Regions from separate parts of the Homo sapiens genome. Here regions 1, 2, 4 and 5 are each linked to region 3. Evidence: chromatin contacts called from ENCODE Hi-C or POLR2A ChIA-PET data. All regions are on one chromosome and are shown on one strand. Each heading gives the region's core, a stretch centred on a gene start or an enhancer-like site at or near the end of the contact. The rest is flanking DNA. Distances are from core to core; before and after follow the strand shown.

The links. Hi-C counts contacts between places; a loop is a spot of excess contacts on that map. ChIA-PET counts read pairs that join two places held with the same protein, here RNA polymerase II (POLR2A). Pooled maps may share reads with other maps.
Region 1: a loop to region 3 is called in a map with no recorded cell type, with 18 times the contacts of the local background. The contact joins the promoter of SREBF2 here to the promoter of RBX1 in region 3. A Hi-C loop is called at or near these places in 2 of 37 single-sample maps with no recorded cell type and 9 of 50 pooled maps.
Region 2: a pooled map shows a loop between it and region 3 (24-fold over the local background). The contact joins the promoter of TNRC6B here to the promoter of RBX1 in region 3. A Hi-C loop is called at or near these places in 3 of 37 single-sample maps with no recorded cell type and 9 of 50 pooled maps. POLR2A ChIA-PET finds 5 or more read pairs at or near these places in 4 of 52 experiments (H1, OCI-LY7, activated B cell and 1 more).
Region 4: a loop to region 3 is called in a map with no recorded cell type, with 7 times the contacts of the local background. The contact joins the promoter of TNFRSF13C here to the promoter of RBX1 in region 3. A Hi-C loop is called at or near these places in 2 of 37 single-sample maps with no recorded cell type and 2 of 50 pooled maps. POLR2A ChIA-PET finds 5 or more read pairs at or near these places in 1 of 52 experiments (GM12878).
Region 5: a map of CD8-positive, alpha-beta T cell shows a loop between it and region 3 (19-fold over the local background). The contact joins the promoter of SNU13 here to the promoter of RBX1 in region 3. A Hi-C loop is called at or near these places in 1 of 168 maps with a recorded cell type or tissue (CD8-positive, alpha-beta T cell) and 8 of 50 pooled maps. POLR2A ChIA-PET finds 5 or more read pairs at or near these places in 2 of 52 experiments (CD4-positive, alpha-beta T cell and activated T-cell).

What each region holds. Positions count from the first base shown.
Region 1 is chr22:41,831,311-41,834,678 of GRCh38, forward strand. SREBF2 (sterol regulatory element binding transcription factor 2) reads left to right here and starts at 1,795. Exons shown (of 19, transcript NM_004599.4): 1 at 1,795-2,048. The coding sequence starts at 1,961. CCDC134 (coiled-coil domain containing 134) reads left to right here. Exons shown (of 7, transcript NM_024821.5): 7 at 1-854. SREBF2-AS1 (SREBF2 antisense RNA 1) reads right to left here and starts at 3,355. Exons shown (of 2, transcript NR_157279.2): 1 at 3,133-3,355; 2 at 1-2,670. RefSeq lists enhancers at 1-322, 1,149-1,658, 1,264-1,920 and silencers at 1,699-2,038, 2,099-2,488.
Region 2 is chr22:40,176,306-40,180,121 of GRCh38, forward strand. TNRC6B (trinucleotide repeat containing adaptor 6B) reads left to right here and starts at 1,620. Exons shown (of 23, transcript NM_001162501.2): 1 at 1,620-1,835. The coding sequence starts at 1,831. RefSeq lists an enhancer at 1,459-1,508.
Region 3 is chr22:40,949,019-40,952,750 of GRCh38, forward strand. It overlaps RBX1 (ring-box 1), which reads left to right and starts at 2,360. Exons shown (of 5, transcript NM_014248.4): 1 at 2,360-2,458. The coding sequence starts at 2,381. RefSeq lists enhancers at 1,322-1,912, 2,427-2,636, 3,092-3,680 and a silencer at 1,797-2,376.
Region 4 is chr22:41,924,720-41,928,165 of GRCh38, forward strand. It overlaps TNFRSF13C (TNF receptor superfamily member 13C), which reads right to left and starts at 2,087. Exons shown (of 3, transcript NM_052945.4): 1 at 1,919-2,087; 2 at 1,382-1,612; 3 at 1-835. The coding sequence starts at 2,054. The coding sequence ends at 648. It also overlaps a transcript of CENPM not described here. RefSeq lists enhancers at 314-815, 816-1,315 and a silencer at 1,408-2,147.
Region 5 is chr22:41,687,443-41,691,322 of GRCh38, forward strand. SNU13 (small nuclear ribonucleoprotein 13) reads right to left here and starts at 1,425. Exons shown (of 3, transcript NM_001003796.2): 1 at 1,352-1,425. The coding sequence starts at 1,354. It also overlaps the pseudogene C22orf46P. RefSeq lists enhancers at 625-794, 1,345-1,524 and a silencer at 906-1,105.

The DNA of each region.
Region 1 (3,368 bases), core at 545-3,044, 880 kb after region 3:
CGGTTAGCTGGGATTACAGGCATGCGCCACCACACCCGGCTAATTTTTGTATTTTTAGTAGAGACGGGGTTTCACCATGTTGGTCAGGCTGGTCTCCAACTCCTGACCTCAAATGATCTGCACACCTCGGCCTCCTAAAGTGCTGGAATTACCGGTGTGAGCCACCGCGCCTGGCCAGATCCTTATTTTTTCAATTGCAATACAGCAGTATGCAAGGCACTTACTGTATGCCAAAGCTTATGCCGAGAGCTGGCTGCCAGCAGCTCCTCCTGCCTCGAGGCCTTTGTCCATGTCATCATTTCCCCTTTGGCTGTAACAGCTGCAGTTCTCTCATAATTTTAGGTTTCATCTTAAATGTCACTTCTTCAGAGGCTTCTTGACAGCACAAGTCAGGGCCCTTGTTAGTTTCATCACATCCATTACCTTTCCTTGATCACTTGTACCATCATCTGTAATTTATTTTTATGTTTAATACGGGTGTGGGATTTCTGATTTTTTTTTTTGCTAGACTGGAAGCTCTCAGAGGGCAGGAACCATTTGTTTCCCTGCCACAGAGATGTTCAATAAATATTGTCAATTGAATGTGCAAATAATCTCACTTAACCACAGCTATGAGGGATGCTATTTTATCCCCATTTTAGAGATGACTAAACTGAGGCTTAGAACAATTAACCCAAGGTCACAGTGAATTAGTGGATCCATGTGTCTGCCTCCACACAGCCTGTGTGTTCTTAATTATTGATCACTAAGCAACAGCTGCCTCTCACAAACTGGCAGGAAACTTCAACTTTTCCCTTTTATCAATATATTGTGAACGCCTTTTCTTGCTAATAAATATACATTTGTGTGCGTAATTTTTAATGATCCCATGGTATTCCATCGTGTGGATGTAATTTACATATTCATTTCCTTATTCTCACTTCTTCCTAGTTACAGCACTTCTTTAAGCACTTGTAATTTTTATTCCTTTGGATAAATTCCTAGAAGTTTACAACACGACCAGCTGCAAGATGGGGCAGTGAGGTGCTTGAAGGAGTGGGTGGGCTGCACTTCAGAATCCCGGTGGAACTTTTTCAAAAAACTCGTGCCCGGGGCCCCCCTCTCAGGAGGCCGTCGGTGGGCCTGGGCACTGGCGTGGTTTTCAGGTCCTCAGTGGTTCCGAGGTGCCAGAGATTGAGGACCACTGGAGTAAGCGCGAGGTCACGGCGGGTGCAAAGCAGAAGACGTAAAATCCTGACCGCCCTGGGACAATCTGCAACCTTGTCAAGCCTCCGTGCCCGCCTTTGTAAGGAGGCTGGGAGAAGCGGGACTTGGATGACCCGGACTCCCGTCCCGAGCGCTGGGGTCCAGGTTTGACTCCGCTGGCTTTCTCAGGCGGGCAGGGCGGGGGTAGGCAGCTGGGAAGATGACGTAATGTGCTCCCAGCCAGGCCTGGAGGCGGCCAGCGGTCGCAGGTGGAGGGTGGCCTGTTAACCCTTCACTCCCAGGCCAGTGGACGGACTTGCGTGTGGCGCAGATCCAACGGAGAAGGCAGCGGCTCCTTTAAACAAGGCGGAGAAGGTTAAGATGATGACCGGACGGCTACTCCAGGCATTCGCTCCGAGGCCGCGGGGGGAGGGACCTCACTATGCAAATCTGAGCTGCTGATCGATGACGCGCCATCACCCCACGCACCGCTTCGCTCGCCCATTGGCTGAGATGAGCCTGGTCCCATTGACAACAAACAGGGGGGCGCGCGGCCTGGAGGCGGGGCCGCAGGGGGCGCGGGCTGGGGCGGGGGAATCCCGCCCCGCCCTTTCTGTGCGGCGCCCGGGCGCAACGCAAACATGGCGGCGGGTGGCACCCGTCGGTGAGGCGGTGCCGGGCGGGGGTTGTCGGGTGTCATGGGCGGTGGCGACGGCACCGCCCCCGCGTCTCCCTGAGCGGGACGGCAGGGGGGGCTTCTGCGCTGAGCCGGGCGATGGACGACAGCGGCGAGCTGGGTGGTCTGGAGACCATGGAGACCCTCACGGAGCTGGGCGACGAGCTGACCCTGGGAGACATCGACGGTGAGTGGTGGGTGGGTGGGAGTGCGGGGGCCGCGCGGGGAGGAAGGGGTTACGGCGGCGCGCCCGGGTGCGCGTGCGCCCACCCCCCGACAGCCCCGGTTCGCGCGGGAAGAACCCCGTGCGCACGGTGCCCCCGGCGGTCCTCAACCCTTCCGGCGCTGCGAGCGTGAGCCCGACCCAGCTGCGCCGCTCCGGGAGGCCGTGGGATCTGGGGCGCCGCGGGGCCGAAAGCGGCGCGAGGGTCGCGGGTTCCAGAGCGCGGGGCTAGGGACGTCGCGGGGGCGTCTCAGGGAGCGGCCTAAGGAGAGCGCGTGGCCGCCGCCTCCCTCGCGCGCCCACACGCGGTTTCCGTGGTCCGCTCTCCCGCCGCCCGCGACCGCGCGTCGCACCTGTCACTCCCTTCCTGGCCGCGGGGACGTCTTTGGGATTCCCGGGGCCCAGCCCCCAGTCTCCGCGCCCCGAATCCCTGGGCTTCTCAGGATTGACCGACGGCCAGGTCGCCGGGTGCTCCGCGAAACTTTGGGCAGCGACTGCAGAAGCAAGTTGCTGATGAAGAGAGCAGTGGCGGCGGAGTGTGGACACATCTCTCCGGGATGGAGACCCGGGCGCTCCTGCTGTCACGCTGCAAGGGGAATTGAGCAGAAGAAATTTTGAGTTGTGGCCCCTCGGGTACGGGCTGGGGAGCGGGTGGCCTTTGTTCCAGCGCCTTAACAGCGGAGTGGAAGAGCTGGTAGGAGCCCAGGGATCCACTCTTAAAATACTAATTTTGCGACCACGGGAACAACGATTTGGAGAGGGTCAGCGGCTTGCTCAAGGTCACCCAGCTGGTTAGAGCCTAGTTCTTGCAGTTCCTTGGCCAGTATTGGTTTTTTTATACCCCTCCTTTCAAGAAAGAGTCCAGTTGACTAGGCTAGTAATCTTATTAACTGGATAGTTGCACTCTTATGTTTAGGCCCCAAAATGCTTTGTATTATTTCACTTCTTCCTCACAACAATCCTGTGAGATACTCTTATTACCTCTATTTTAATACGGTAATTAAAGAAGCCGAGGCCAGGAGATGTTGACTTATCTAAGGCCACTCACCTTAGAGAGCTTAGGCAGAAACACAGGTGCATTGTACTTTTCAGTTTTCAGAATGCTTTCATGTCCAGGATCTCACTACAGCCTTGCAGGCATGTATGATGGCTACATCCCCGTTGTGCAGATGAAGAAGCAGAAGCAGCAGAAGATTCTCTTTTGGGGGAAGAGATAAATGCAGCAGCTAATTGAAAAGGATCTGTTTGCCATTTTCCCATTTTGCTTTTGTAATATTTCTCCCC
Region 2 (3,816 bases), core at 370-2,869, 770 kb before region 3:
TAGTAGAGACGGGGTTTCTCCATGCTGGTCAGGCTGGTCTCGAACTCCCGACCTCAGGTGATCTGCCTGCCTCGGCCTCCCAAAGTGCTGGGATTACAGGTATGAGCCACCGCACCCGGCCTCATGCGCTTTTTACCATTTTAGTTACTTTCTTTCCTGAAGCCGTCCTTAAAACATAGATGAATGCGAGTTTCTGGGAACTATGTGACCCTCATTCCCCTACATTTTTTATATTCAGGTGGCAGATTTCCTCCTACTCAGCCCAGCCCTTCTGAATAGGGTCCAAGTCATTGATTTATTCATTTATTTACCTCCTATGTGGTGTTTGGTGTGGAGCCTCACAGAGCAGTGAAGACGTGGTGTTTTTCCTTATACAGTTTACAGTCTCCTGGGGAAGACTAATGTTAAGCACATTCTTTCATAAATTGCAATTATGACCATTGCTCTGAAGAAGTAGTAAAGGATATTATGGGAGTGTTAACAGGAGGGCCTGGTCTGGACTGCGAGGGTCAAGAAGCCTTCCCAGGGTGGAGGCGAACTTTTGAGATGGCCAGGAAAAGATGAACAGAACTACTCAAAGAAGCCAAGTGCAGAGTTTCAGAGGTGAAAGAAACCAAAGATACCATCTAGGGAAGCCCAATCTCCGCCGGCTACCAATGAGAAAACGGAGGCCAGGCAGGGTGGGAGGATGGGTAAGGGACTTACTTACTTGCTGTTAGCAGTGAAGTTACACGGCCTGTGAGCCGCGGGGGCTGGAGATGCAAACCGAGCTTGGGTTTCTTAAGTGGGTAGGAGTGGAGATGTATATGCGAAGGAGAAGGGATTAGGAGTGGTGGAAACCAGGTAGGTTTTAATTTAGTGCCTAGGCTCCCTCAGCTGCAGAGCTACCTCCTGCGGTGGGGGAGGGGATTAAAGATGACTCAGACCTGCCCTAGCCCAGAGAAACTCCGTTTGCAGTGCTGAAGCATAGTTTTTATTTGGGTTTGGGGGAGGAGGTACTGAACACACATACAGGCAAAACAATAAGTGTAGAGTTCAGAATTGGGAAACCAGTCCCTCTTCTGCAGCTGTTCAGCTGTGTGATTTGGGATAAGTCACTTAACCTTTCTGAATTGCAGTTCAGTTTATACTTTTGTGCGTTTCTTTCAGTCTTTTTCTATACATTTTAGGAGTTTCTTAGAGATCAGTCGTGCCCTGTATTTCACCTCATTCTTTCAAAGCTAAAGCCTCTTGTTTGGTAGAGCTGTGTTTCAGCCCCTTTTACAGAGCAGTTTGCCAGCCTGTGCTTGCCCAAACATCTAGAGAATAACTAGCAAGCGAGCCAGGAGAAGATCCAGGAGCTGTAAGAATCGTTAGCAACTGAGCATATTTCTATAAACCAATAAAGGTTTTTCTGTTTTGTTCATCTGTTACCCTTATGCTGTTGCCACTTTCACATGCAGTGTCTGTAGGCGGAGAGTATGAGATAACAGCATTTCACAAATGAAAGTGAGTGGAAAAGGGCTGCTTCCCCTTTAAGGCAGTCTCAGCTCCAGCTCCCTCCCCTTTCCTGATTGACAAACCTACCCGAAGTCACATGATCTGCCTCTATTTGAAGGTCACAAAAAGCTGCTTCCTTTAGAGACAGAGAGGGAGAGAGAGAGCAAGAGGGAGAGTGTGTGAGAGAGAGTTAGTTCAAGCCAAAATGGCCGACAGAGTCTCTGCTGGTTTCTGAATATTTAAAATACAAAAAAACAGATAGACAAAAAGAATTCATTTTTTGGACCTTTTTTCATTTCCATTTCTACCTTGTATGCCTCAATTTGCTGGATTTAAGCACTGCTGCACTTTATGAGGTTGGTAAATATTTTCAATTTTTTTTAACCAATTGATTTATATGGATCTTGTCTAACCGTTTTCACTGGTGGTGTTGCAAATCGACATTTGTCTAGCATGGAGACTGGCTTCAGACATTTCGTGGATCTGTGTAAATCAGACCCGTGATGTACTTTGGTTCGGCATTTTAGAAATGGAAAAGACGTGGTAAAATATTTAGATTTTGAAGTGATTTAATTGCACTTTTAATGTATATGCAGATTTTCATCATCGTTTCTATCTTGCAATAAATGAAGCTGCGAGTAATTGGAAATTTGCTATTTAGAAAGAGGTTTTTAAAAAACACAGACCTCCCCCTCCCCCCTTAAATCTGCTGCAAAAATTTGCATAAATATAAATGGGTTTGCATTCTTTCGGCTGCTAAGGCCGACAAAGGATCTGGGAGGGCAAGCCCTAGAACGGGAAAGCCTTTTTCTATCTTTTTATTTTTTAAACTGGGCCCTCCTTCCTAGAGAGATGTAAAACCTAAAGTAAGACCTAATACATTTTAAACATCAGGTTGGGGGCGGGTGAACACCAGGAGGTTTGGGGTTTGTAGATTCCCCTGCTTGAAAACCTCCCAAGCAATATGTGGCTCACCCCTCTCCTTTCTGCGCGCGCTCATTTGCACTGGGTCTCTGTGTGTGTTCTCAAATGTGCAGCCAGATGCGCTTTTATTTTGATCCTGGATTCAACCAAAGGGTAGGACTATGTTGTAAACATGGTGTTTTAAAGATATGAACAGCTATTCACCGCGATTAGAAATTATTTCTTTATCAGTTCTCCCTGTGTATTAGCCTTCTTCATTCCTCACGAAATAAAATTTTTGTTTAATTTTACACAGATGCAAAACTGAGTTTTTCAGCATAAATTCATCGTGTGAGTGTGTGGTTGCCTGTTTCGGCCATGTATCCACTGCGAAGTGGTCATTTAGGGTCACATGTATAAGTAGCAGTCTATGTGATTGTTAGTAACCCCTGAAGCTGTGCAGTGCCTGAAGTTAAATTCCATTACTCCTAATGCAGGATTCTGGAAGCCTGAGAGCAGGGAGGAAAGAAAGCTGAAAACTTGCTTTCTCAGAGCCTCCTCCCCCTATCATTGTGAGAGTGTGATGTAATGCTTCTCGGTCTGGTGGGCTGAAAGGATTGTAGTTTGTGATGTGGCGGGTAAATTGCCCCCACCCCTGGGTAAATTACTCCACCCCCCTGAGCACATCCCTGGCTCTGAGAGGCCTTGTTTTCTTTTCTCTTTTTTTCCTAATTTGTATCCTCCTGATTTATGCTGTGGCATATTGGCATGAGAAAGAGACTGTTCTTCTAAATCTGTTACAAAGTATAGTTTAGAAAAGGCATTTAAAATATGCAAATGGGTTGAATTGTCATATCCCCATCATTAAATATGTAGACGTGGATTAAAGCTAATTAAGCATAAATGGAATAATTTTGATCAGAAGGGAGCAGTGTTTTTTGTTGTTTCCTTTTTAATTAATCTAATTATGAGATGCTTACTGGGCCTGAAAGTGTTAAAAAAGATAAAGTGGAAAAAATGCTGGACCATTTTGAAAATTTGACAGTCTGGAAGAGGGTGTGTGGTGCTTTCAAAAGCTTTATTCACTCTTAAAATGGATTGGCCTCTTGTGCTGAAAATGGCCTGTTTCTTTGGGCCAATTGTGTGTAGATGAAGGGACTTTCACGCTAATTTAACAAAAAGACTTTCCATTTGAATACATAAGATAATTAAAGCCCTCTGTCTCTAACAAGCAAGGATTTTATTATTTTAAAAAATTAATGTTGTTATGTTAGTAATGGTAATAAATACAGAAGTGACTGTTTAGATTCACTGTAAATTTTTTGATGATATAAATTCAGCTTTTGTGTAAGAAGGATTGGAAACATTACATTAAAGAGGTAGTCTGGAACAAAGTTGTCTCTAAATTTTTTTACGGCTTGAATTTAAAGGGAA
Region 3 (3,732 bases), core at 1,110-3,609:
GAGTAGCTGGGACTACAGGTACCCGCCACCACGCCCGGCTAATTTTTTTGTATTTTTAGTAGAGACAGGGTTTCACCATGTTGGCCAGGCTGGTCTCTAACTCCTGACCTTAGGTGATTCTCCCACCTCGGCCTCCCAAAGTGCTGGGATTACAGGCTAGAGCCACCTCGACTGGCCCTGAGACTTCTTGATGTATTTATTTGTTGACTTGCATATTATTCCCTAACTAGGGGTTTATTTGACTCTGTTATTATGTCTCTTCTGTTTAAAACAGAACCTGGTAAATATCAATACTTTTATTGAATGATTGATAAATATGTCTTCAAGACCTTAATTTACAATGGGTTTCTAGTATTCCTGTCAGGGCCTGTAGGCACACAACAAATTAACAACAGAAATTTTAACAAAGTCATTAAAACTTGGGCTAAGAAAAACTTTGTAGGGTTCTTGTAGCCCTTTAAGGTCTCACACAATTTTTCTTTCCAAGTCTGGATAAAGCTGTGGTGGTCTTTTCCCGGATCTGTTGTTGCTGTTTATAACTAACAAACAAATCTCAGTTCTTTCTCTTTTATTATTTTTTTTGGGGGGGAACGGAGTCTCGCTCTGTCACCCAGGCTGGAGTAGAGTGGCTCGATCTCGGCTCACTGCCACCTCCACCTCCCGGGTTCAAGAGATTCTCCTGCCTCAGCCTCCTGAGTAGCTGGGACTACAGGCGCGTGCCACCACACCCAGCTAATTTTTGTATTTTTAGTAGGGACGGGGTTTCGTCATGTTGGCCAGGCTGGTCTCAAACTCCTGACCTCAGGTAATCCACCTGCCTCGGCCTCCCAAAGTGGCTCCCAGGCGTGAGCCACCGCGCCCAGCCTATTCTTTCTCTTTAGCAATAGAGTCAGCACGCTCCATTACCCGCCAGTTATCTTTTAAGAGAAAATACAAGGCTTCAAATGCACCTGTACGACATCTAAGAGTGCTCTGGCAGAGTCACACCTCTGCAAGGTTAGAGATGTCAAAGGGAGTCCTGGTCTAGCCAGAAATGGGAGAGTGACAAAGTACAGGTGCTTGGGTCGGGTGGGATGGCTCACTCCTGTGATCCCAGCACTTTGGGAGGCCGAAGTGGGAGGATCACTTGGGCCCAGGAGTTCGAGACCAGCCTAGGCAACATAGTGAGACCTTGTCTCTATTTTTTAAAAAAATTAAAAAAGAAAAAAAAAAAAAGCGGCTCTAGCACTTTGGGAGGCCGAGGCAGGCGGATCACCTGAGGTCAGGAGTTCGGGACCAGCCTGGCTAACGTGGTGAAACCCCGTTTCTACTAAAAATACAAAAAATTAGCCGGGCGTGGTGGCGGGCGCCTGTAATCTCAGCTACTCGGGAGGCTGAGGCAGGAGAATCGCTTGAATCCTGGAGGCGGAGGTTGCAGTGGGCCGAAATCGCGCCATTACACTCCAGCCTGGGCAACAAGAGTTAAAAAAGAATGCCTCACAAAAATTCAAGAAATACAGCGACTGCAGATGGGTCGGTTTCACTACAGCACAAGCAGCGGAAAAAGGACACAGATCGGGGAGAAATCACCCTACAAAGATGACAACTGAGGAATGCGGAGTGGGGACTGACACACGTTACGGTGAAACCGTGCACCACGACCAAAGGCGGTCCTAGGACTGCGACTATGTGGGCGCAGAGGCCACCCCCCAGGCTTGGCGGGCGAGTAAAGGCAGGGCTGGGGGCCTGCTCAGTGTGGCCTTAGGGAGGAACTTCGGGGGTCTCCTCTCTCCCCATCGAATCCCTGAGCAGTTCCCGAACAGAAATCGGAGACCAGACGGTGCCTGGGCCCCAGCCCTCCCACGGGGACTGCACCTTGGGCCTGGCTCGGAAGCGGGTCAGAGTCTGCGAAAGACCAGCGAGGACTCTTGGGTTTCGGGGCAGGCCGCGGGCGCCCACCCACGCCAGCACCGGGAGCCGCGCGGCGACTCGGCGAGCCCGGCAGGCAGGACAGGACTGCGGCGCAGGTCTGGCTCAGGCGGAGGAAGCAGCCGCCGCCCCAGCTGACGGAGTGCGGCCGGGGGCTTCCCAGAGGAGGCGGCGACGTCGAGCCCTTTCGAACGTTTCCACCCGGCTAGCTCACGTAGCCTCGGCCCCGCCCGGCCCCGCCCGGCCCCGCCCCACCCACTCCGGCCACCGCCCCCTCCCCGGCCTACAGTTCGCGGGTGGGGCGACCTGCGACAGCCCCTTTAAGAGGCGTGGTCACGTGCTCCGCCCCCACCTCCGCCTCGCGCGCCAGTAAGGGGTGGGGTGCGGGAGGAGGTGCCGGGGAGGTGGGGGGAGCGAAGTGTGCGCTGCTGCGCAGGCGCGGTGGTCGGACGACAGACCGTGTGTTTCCAAAATGGCGGCAGCGATGGATGTGGATACCCCGAGCGGCACCAACAGCGGCGCGGGCAAGAAGCGCTTTGAAGTGAAAAAGGTTGGGTCTCGCCAGCGCCTTCCTCAGGGAAGCTAGAGAGGCGCGGATCTGGCTGGCAGGCCCGAGGATGGTCGAGGCGCGGAGTAAAGGGTTTCATTTCAGGGCGTTCCTGGGACCGGGTACCACGAAAGGAAGCCGGGGGGCGGGTCTTAGAGTTGATCGGCGTGACGGCGGCCCACTGTTGGGGGAAGTGTTGGTTTCGCTGTGAGGCTAAGGGGCCAATCACAGAGCTGCTTATTGAGATACGCGGGGTTGCGACTTGGCGGCGGGAGCCAAGCGCTTGAGCTGTCACTGGAGTGGTTGAGAGGTGGGGGAAGGACAGGGTAGGGTGGGGTGGGGTGGGTGGAATGGGGAGTCGAAGCGAATGCGGCGGTGGAGGATGGGGCAGTGCGGCGAGAGCCTGGAACCTGAGGTCCTACCGCATTAGAGGCCTCTGAGGACCCCCCTTGGTGATCTTGCTCCGCCCCTTTTTGAAGCTTGGGGTCCTCTCACTTGGAGGGGTCCTCTCACTTGGAGGGATCCTCGCTGAACCGAGGCCTCACACTGCCTGGTTAGAGTCTGGAGTGTAATGCTTGGCTCTTCTGAGACGTCTGTTGGCTTTTCACACAACCACCCCACTCTTGGGTTCTCTGTCACGTCCAGAATCTCCCCCTTCCAAAATAATAATAAAAAGCATGGTGGAACTTGTTAAGAAAATCCGAGCCCAAATCCTGTGGCAGTTAGGGAGGGTTGAGTACTAGTCGCGAACGACTTGGTAAGCGTGGGAAAGCAAAAATGGAACGTGTCTTTTTGCATGAAATGCCTTTTAGTGGTTTGCCACAGTTTGGGAGAACAGTATCGATTCTCACCTAACATGAAAGCTGTTCAAAATGGAGATTCTAAAATAGGGAAGATATTCCTAGAACATCTGGCTAAACACTGACAATATCCCCCGTCCTAGTGCTTTTTGGTGTCTCATTGTGGCCACTGCTGCTCAGTTACAGCCAGCAGCCATATTGAAAAATAATAGAAGTAGGGGCTTTTCCTCCACCTTGAAGCTGTGATGTGAAAAGTGGTAAAGAAGTTACTAGGCACTGAGAATGGGGTTTGAAAGCGAAGAAGGTTTGGGAGTATTTGTAATTGAGGAAGCCAGAGTTGAATGAATGAAATTCTGTTAAACTCTTACTGGAATTATTATCTTAATAGAAGAGTCTAAACATATAAAAGTTGAGAACATCAGTTTATTTTATGGTAAGAATCAAAATTCTAGTGAATTGTAGAATTTGTTATGAAGT
Region 4 (3,446 bases), core at 837-3,336, 980 kb after region 3:
GAGCAGGGCGGATCACGAGGTCAGGAGATCGAGACCATCCTGGCCAACATGGTGAAATCCCGTCTCTACTAAAAATACAAAAATTAGCTGGCTGTGGTGGTGCGTGCCTGTAATCCCAGCTATTCGGGAGGCTGAGGCAGGAGAATCACTTGAACCAAGGAGTCGGAGGTTACAGTGAGGCGAGATCGCGCCACTGTACTCCAGCCTGGCGACAGAGCAAGACTCGTCTCAAAAAAAAAAAAAAAAAAAAAAAAAAAAAATCAAACAAACACAAAAAACCACCCAACTACAAATTAGGCATCCTCCCACTTGGTCTTTTTTCAGATTCATTTTGGCTTAATGGTGCCTTCCCCATTTTAAAAGCGGTCTTTTACTCATAGTGCCCCAGCCTTTTGAAGGCACAGGAACAGGAGCTGGGCTACCACCTTCAAGGGCTGTCAAAGATGGTGAGGTCTGAAGCCAAAGGCAAGCACACCAAACTCCATGGGGGCTGAATGCTGTGGTCTGTAGTGTCTGTGCTTCTGCAGAGTTAGCCTGGTCCCAGAAAGAGGGCATGTGCATGCTGGAGTGAAGAGCTGAATTTGATTTCCAAGCCCCTGGCTGGGGGTCCAGAGGGAGGGCAGGGGCCACCTCCTGCCGGCTCCCTGCTATTGTTGCTCAGGGCCGGCCGTCTTGGTGGTCACCAGTTCAGTGGAGCCCAGCTCTGTGGCTGGCACAGGGACACTGTGGCCAGGTGGGGTGGTTCCTGGGTCTTCCCCAGGAGGAGGCCAGGCAGGAGCTGTGGCATCAGAGATTCCCGGAGACAGAATGATGACCTTGTCCAGGGGCTCTGGGGCTGCAGGCAGAGGGGGTAGAGGCTCCGTACTCAGTCACAGCCTTCCCTCCCTCCCCTAGAAGACTCCTCTGGAGGGGCAGTCCTCCGTCAAATGAAGCCCAATGCAGGGTGGGGAGGGGTGGCACCTGGCTGACCCTGAGTCCAGAGGCCTGGCCAGTGGGGAGCTGGCAGGGCAGGGAGTTGGGGAGCTGGGGCTCAGTCTGGCAAACTCTTCAGGGATTTATGGGGGAACCAAGCTCCGTTAGACTCCCAAAGGGCAGGACAGACTCCTCCCTCAGACGGGGCCCCCTTCCTGCAACCTGTCTCTTCCTCACACTGGGGTCTGTCAGGGCAGAGCTGTTCCTGGCTCCGACCAGGGTCTCAGGGGCAGGACTATGTCTCCCTCCCCAGCCTGAGCTCCTCAGCGCAAACTCTTTTCCACTCTGTCTCCGTTTCCCCTTAAAGCCCTTCTCTCCCCCTCAGGGGCCATGCATCTCCCCCTAGACCGTCCCGACACCCCAGCCCCTGCGCCCCGCTCAGACTGGTTCCCCTACACACGGAACTCACCGTCCTTGTCTCCGTCGGGGGCCTCTGCGGAGGACGCGCCGCGAAGCCGCCGCTGTCGCCGCCTCCAGCTCACCAGACCCACCAGGACCAGCGCCAGGACCAGTGCCAGGCCCAGCAGCGCGGGGGCGCCAAAGAGCAGCCCGGGCAGGGGCAGCGCCGCCTCGCCGGCCCCCGCGCCCACCGACTCCTGCGGCTGCAGCGCCGTCCTGGGCGCAGGGCTGCTGGCCCCGGCTGCTTCGGGAGGGGACAGGGAGGGAGGCCAGGGGGCCGAGGGGAGGGAGGAGCGGGGACGGGGAGGGGCGGAGGGGGGCGAGGCTGGCCGGGGAGGGGAGGGACAGCCGGGGGGCGGTGGACAAGGGGAGGGAGAGAGGCGGCGGTGAGGGCCACGCGGTGATCGCGGGCCCCTCCAGGCCCTGCCCACAGGGTCCTTTCAGCCCTCGGCGCCCCCGGGGGTCGGGGCTCTGCCTGCGCCCTGGCGATCGGGGCCCCGTTCTCCCCGCAGCTGCCGGCGCCGCGCGCCCCGTGGGTCCCCCTTACCCGGTTTCGGCCGCGGCGTGCGCAGGAGCCCGCAGGCCACGCAGTGGCGGACCAGCAGGTCGAAGCACTCGGCCGGGACGCAGGGCGTGGGGGCTGGCGCGTCCCTGCCCCGCAGGCTCCGGGGCCCTCGCCTCATGGTGCCGACGCCGCCGCACAAGCTGCGGGGACTGAGGCTGAGCTGGGCTCCGGGGCCCTCGGGGAGGAAGCGGGGGGCGGGGGGAGCACTCTGCCCTGCCCCGCCCCCGCCTGCTGGGTGGGACCGAGCTCGCCTGGGGCCCCCCTTTCTTTTCTTTTTTTTTTTTTGAGACGGAGTCTCGCTCTGTCGCCCAGGCTGGAGTGCAATGGCGCTATCTCGGCTCACTGCAAGCTCTGCCTCCCGGGTTCAAACAATTCTCTGCCTCAGCCTCCCGAGTAGCTGAGATTGTAGGCGCCCACTGCCACGCCCGGCTAATTTTTGTATTTTTAGTAGAGACGGGGTTTCACCATCTTGGTCAGACTGGTTTTGAACTCCTGACCTCGTGATCCACCTGCCTCGGCCTCCCAAAGTGCTAGGATTACAGGCGTGAGCCACCGCACCCGGCCTGGCCTCTCTTTCTACCTGTGGTTCCCCAATTCAGCCCCTCAACCAGCACCGCCTGGGTGGGCCCTCTGCTGGGTGCTGGGAGGTGTCTGGGGGCAGACCAGAGCCTCCTCTTGGGTAGGGAGGGGGATGGACCCCGCAGCCAGGACACAGACCCTGAGTGGTTCCTCTGCTCCGTCTAGCCAAAGCCTCTCCATGACCCCGAGTGCTCCCCTGCCATCTCCCCCAACCCACCTGTCTCCTCCTCTCTTCCTGCCCTTCCTGGACAGAGCTGGTTGGGGATATCAGACACCTGCTTTTTTTTTTTTTTTTTTTGAAAAAGAGTCTGGCTCTGTGCAGTGGTGCAATCTCGGCTCACTGCAACCTCTGCCTCCCAGATTCAAGCGATTCTCCTGCCTCAGCCTCCCGAGTAACTGGGATTACAGGCATGCACCACCATGCCCGGCTAATTTTTGTATTTTTAGTAGAGGTGGGGTTTCACCATTTGGCCAGGCTGGTCTCGAACTCCTGACCTCAGGTGATCCGCCCTCCTCGGCCTCCCAAAGTGCTGGGATTATAGGTGTGAAGCCACAGTGCCCAGCCTGACATCAGACACTTGTACCAGGCCCAAGTAGCATGTGGGTCTGCCCTGAGGGAATCTCACACTTGTGCTGATGGGGGAAGACAGCCTCGCAGCAAGGGCACCAGCTCACGTCATCCTGGAAGGTGGGCCGGAAGGCTTCATGGAGAGGGCGATGGTGAAGTGTTTGCCAGATGGACTGAGGTCTAGGGAGCAGATGGGGGTGAAGGCCAAAGGGGAGCAAAGGCTTGGAGGCCCAAACAGGAAGTCCAGGGAGTGCTGGGACCGAAAGGCTGGACTGGGGCCTTATCTAGCACATTAGGGAGCTTGGACTGTGGCTGGGGGACACGAGGGAGCCACTGGGGCTTTGTGCAGGGAGGACCCAGGAA
Region 5 (3,880 bases), core at 175-2,674, 740 kb after region 3:
AATCTGAACAATCATTAAATACCTAAATGTTTCACTATTAGTCAACAAAAAAGTTAAACTCAATTTTAAAACCAAACTAGCTTATAAACACTAATTGAAACTTGCTTAGGGTGTATTTATTTGCCTTTCAATTTCTTCAGGGGTTAAATAAATTAACGAATGATATCATACCACCAGCCAACCTAAATCCCTACCTAGCATGATCAGTTTGGTTTCGCTGTACACCAGACAGCCAAAACTTGCAAGGTTTTGATTGAACAACAAATACTGCGTGCTTACTCTGTACCAAGCATCAGGACTAGATGTTTACCATGCTTTATTTCATTTGATCCTCACAACACCCTCATGCACTGTCATCCCCATTTTACAGTTGAGGAAAACTGCAAAGTTCAACCTGAGACCATCCGATTCCAAAACGTTTCAGGGAGCTGCGTTAAAGCGAGCACTGAGTTTGGAAGCTTCAAGTTCTAGGCTCAGCCACGTACTAAGCTTCAAAATGCATGGGAGGAGGTTTGTGGGGAGTGCTACCGCCGGGATCCAAGCTCCACTGGAAGGATTAACTATAGAAGTTACAGTGCTTTACAAATTCTTCCCTCCTCACCAAGTGCCAACCAAAACTACTACGCCAGGACACACGTTTTAGAACTTTCCCTAGATGTTTAAAAGTCAGAGACGACCAAGAGTTTAGAGACGCCGCACGTGGTGCTACCAGACTTCTGGTTTTTGAAGCCACCGCCTTGCAGGAGAAGCCTTTCCTGCACTCCAGGCCGTGAGTCGCGCTCACTTCATGTTCCCCACAGCCCCCAAATGCCAAAGGCTCCTCTAGGTCCCTGGCGCGTGTGACTCGCGGCGGGCACTAAGCGCAGACCCATGGGAGATCTCCTCCTGAACCCCAGCAACGGGGGTGGGGTGAGGTAGGGTGGGTAGGAGAGGTTGATCCGAATCCCAGGGTCCCACGCCATCGTAGATTTCGTATGAAAAGAAACAAGGAAAAAAAAAAGTTGGAGCCAAGTTTTCTTCACCCAACTTTTTGCCCTCTCCCACGTGGGTTGGTCTCTTTCTCCCAGGCTGGGCCATGCCCCCTCCGCTCGCTGCAGGCCTTTTGCCAAGCAAACAGACCGTGCGGCAAAGCAACACAGCTGCGGGGATCCTAAGGTTTCCTGAGTTCTAACCTCGGGCCAGGCTGCTGGGACCCCGCCGCTGCTGGGGTTCTAACTAAGGGCCCGGCGGTTAAGACCCAACGCCGGCGGATGAGACGGCGCAGGCTCTAAGCCTCCATCTAACAGGCTAGGGAGTGAACGCAACCCTGAGTCTCCCGCTTCCCGGTCCCTCGGCCGGCGCACGCACTCACCATGGCTGCGGTTCCGCGGGCTCAGCACTCCTAGGGGAGCGCAGCTGACGTTTCAGAAGCACTCGCGTGCACCGGAAAAACTCACAGAAGCAGCAGCGGAAATGGCCCCGCGCGGCAGGAAGCGAAGGTGACGCTACGCGAGCGAGTGGGCCCCGCCCTCTACGGGGGCACTGGCGCGGAAACTGGCCCTGTGTCGAAGAAGGAACGTACTTTGGCGTTCTTATGAGCTGCCTAGTACAAATTATTGGCAGAAACAATGAATTAAACATTCAAAAAGTAACCCACCGGCCGGCCGCAGCGGCTTATGGCTGTAATCCCGGCACTTTGGGAGGCCGAGGCGGGCGCATCACCTGAGGACAGGAGTTCGAGACCAGCCTGGCCAACATGGCGAAACCTCGTCCCTACTAAAAAATACAAAAATTAGCCAGGCGTGGTGGCGGGCGCCTGTAACCCCAGCTACTTAGGAGGCTGAAGCAGGAGAATCGCTTGAACCCCGGAGGTGGAGGCTACAGTAAGTTGAGATCATGCCACTGCACTCTAGCACTCCAGCTGAGGCGACAGAGCGAGACTCTCAAAAAAAAAAAAAAAAAGGCCGGCCGGGTGCGGTGGCTCCCGCCTGTAATCGCAGCACTTTGGGAGGCTGAGGCAGGCGGATCACTAGGTCAGGAGATCGAGACCATCCTGGCTAACACAGTGAACCGTCTCTACTAAAAATACAAAAAATTAGCCGGGCATGGTGGCGGGCGCCTGTAGTCCCAGCTACTCGGGAGGCCGAGGCAGGAGAATGCCGTGAACCCCGGAGGCGGAGCTTGCAGTGAGCCGAGATCGCACCACTGCACACTGCACTCCAGCCTGGGCAACAGAGTGAGACTCCGTCTCAAAAAAAAGAAGAAAAAAAAGAGGGCCGGGTGCGGTGGCTCACGCCTGTAATCCCAGCACTTTGGGAAGCTGAGGCGGGCGGATCACCTGAGGTTGGGAGTTCGATACCAGCCTGACCAATATGGAGAAACCCCCGTCTCTACTAAAAATACAAAATTAGCCGGGCGTGGTGGCGCATGCCTGTAATCCCAGCTACTCGGGAGGTTGAGGCAGGAGAATCGCTTGAACTTGGGAGGTGGAAGTTGCAGTGAGCCGAGATCGCGCCATTGCACTCCAGCCTGGGCAACAAGAGTGGAAACTCGGTCTCAAAAAAAAAAAAAAAAATTCCAGCCACTAAACAGTTAAGGCCTGGCTCATTATAATTGGCTGACGTCCCTGCCTGCTCAGATATTTAATATTTTGAATAGAACTTTTGGGTAAAAGAGTCTTCAGGGTAACATTTATTTTCCCACCAACACTGATCCTAAGATGGGAAAAGTAATTCCCCCACAGGAAATCAGGATACTGCAAGCAACGAGAAAGGCATGTTGAGTGGTTAAACAAGAATACATGTATTCAATACAGTGTTCATTAAATGTTTGATAATAGAAGGACAGGCAGATCCAAGTATTTCATAGGAAGAAAGAAATCAAGCAGACCGCAGGTTATATCACCCCATCACACATTCAGGGAACTTAATCTTTTCATTCCAGAGGATGGGTTTGTTTAAAACAAGTTCTTCCTCCTAATTACTTTTGAACAATTCCCCAATACTGTCCTTACCTGCACCAAGAGCATGCTAACCAGGCCTGGCACCAGGGTCAGAGTTGAGGCTGGGGCATCAGCCCCCTTTGTGAGGTGGCCTCAGTGACAGGGGTGCTATGAGGTGGCGGCTATCCTACTGCAGCTGGCTGCATCAGATGTGCCAGGCCTGCCCTCTAGCTCCCAACACCATCTGCCTGATCTAAGCTTTGCCATGTTGTTGTCACTGCTGGGTGCCTGTGCTGTGGTGGGGCCATTCCATGGCCCTGAGTGGGAGCCAGTGCAGGGCCTGCTCTCCCAGAATCACAGCTGCAGGGACCCTCAGTGCTGTGGCAACCTGCTTGTCCTCTGCCTCTTTCTGGTCTGGCAGGTCCGGCACTGTTGGCACCAGGTCACCAGGACCCGCTTCAGCACAAGGAATGTCATCAAGGTGAGTGGGCCCCATACACCTTCACCCTTCTTCCCTCAGCACCATGATTGTCTCTGTCACTTGTTACAAGGACCTTGTTTTATGCCTGGTGTACCAGAAATGAATCAGAGGGAAACTCAGGCTGCTCAGGGAGAGCATCGGCCAAGCCCCAAACCCAGGAGTCACCCTGAGCTCCTCTCTTTCCCTCACTCCACACATTCAATCCATCTGCAGGTCCCAGGGGCTATACTTGCAAATTGTATCTCAAATCTGATCACTTCTAACCACACCACACCCTCCTGGGCAGAGACACCATCATGTCTCAACTGGACCATAGCAACAGCCTTCTGCCTGGTTCTTGCTGCTTCTCTTATCCAACCACAGCCTATCCTCCATACAGTCACCAGAATGGCCTTCTTCTTTCTCTCTCTCTCTCTCTCTCTCTCTCTCTTTTTTTTTCTGAGACAGAGTCTCACACTGTTGCCTGGGCTGGTGTGCAG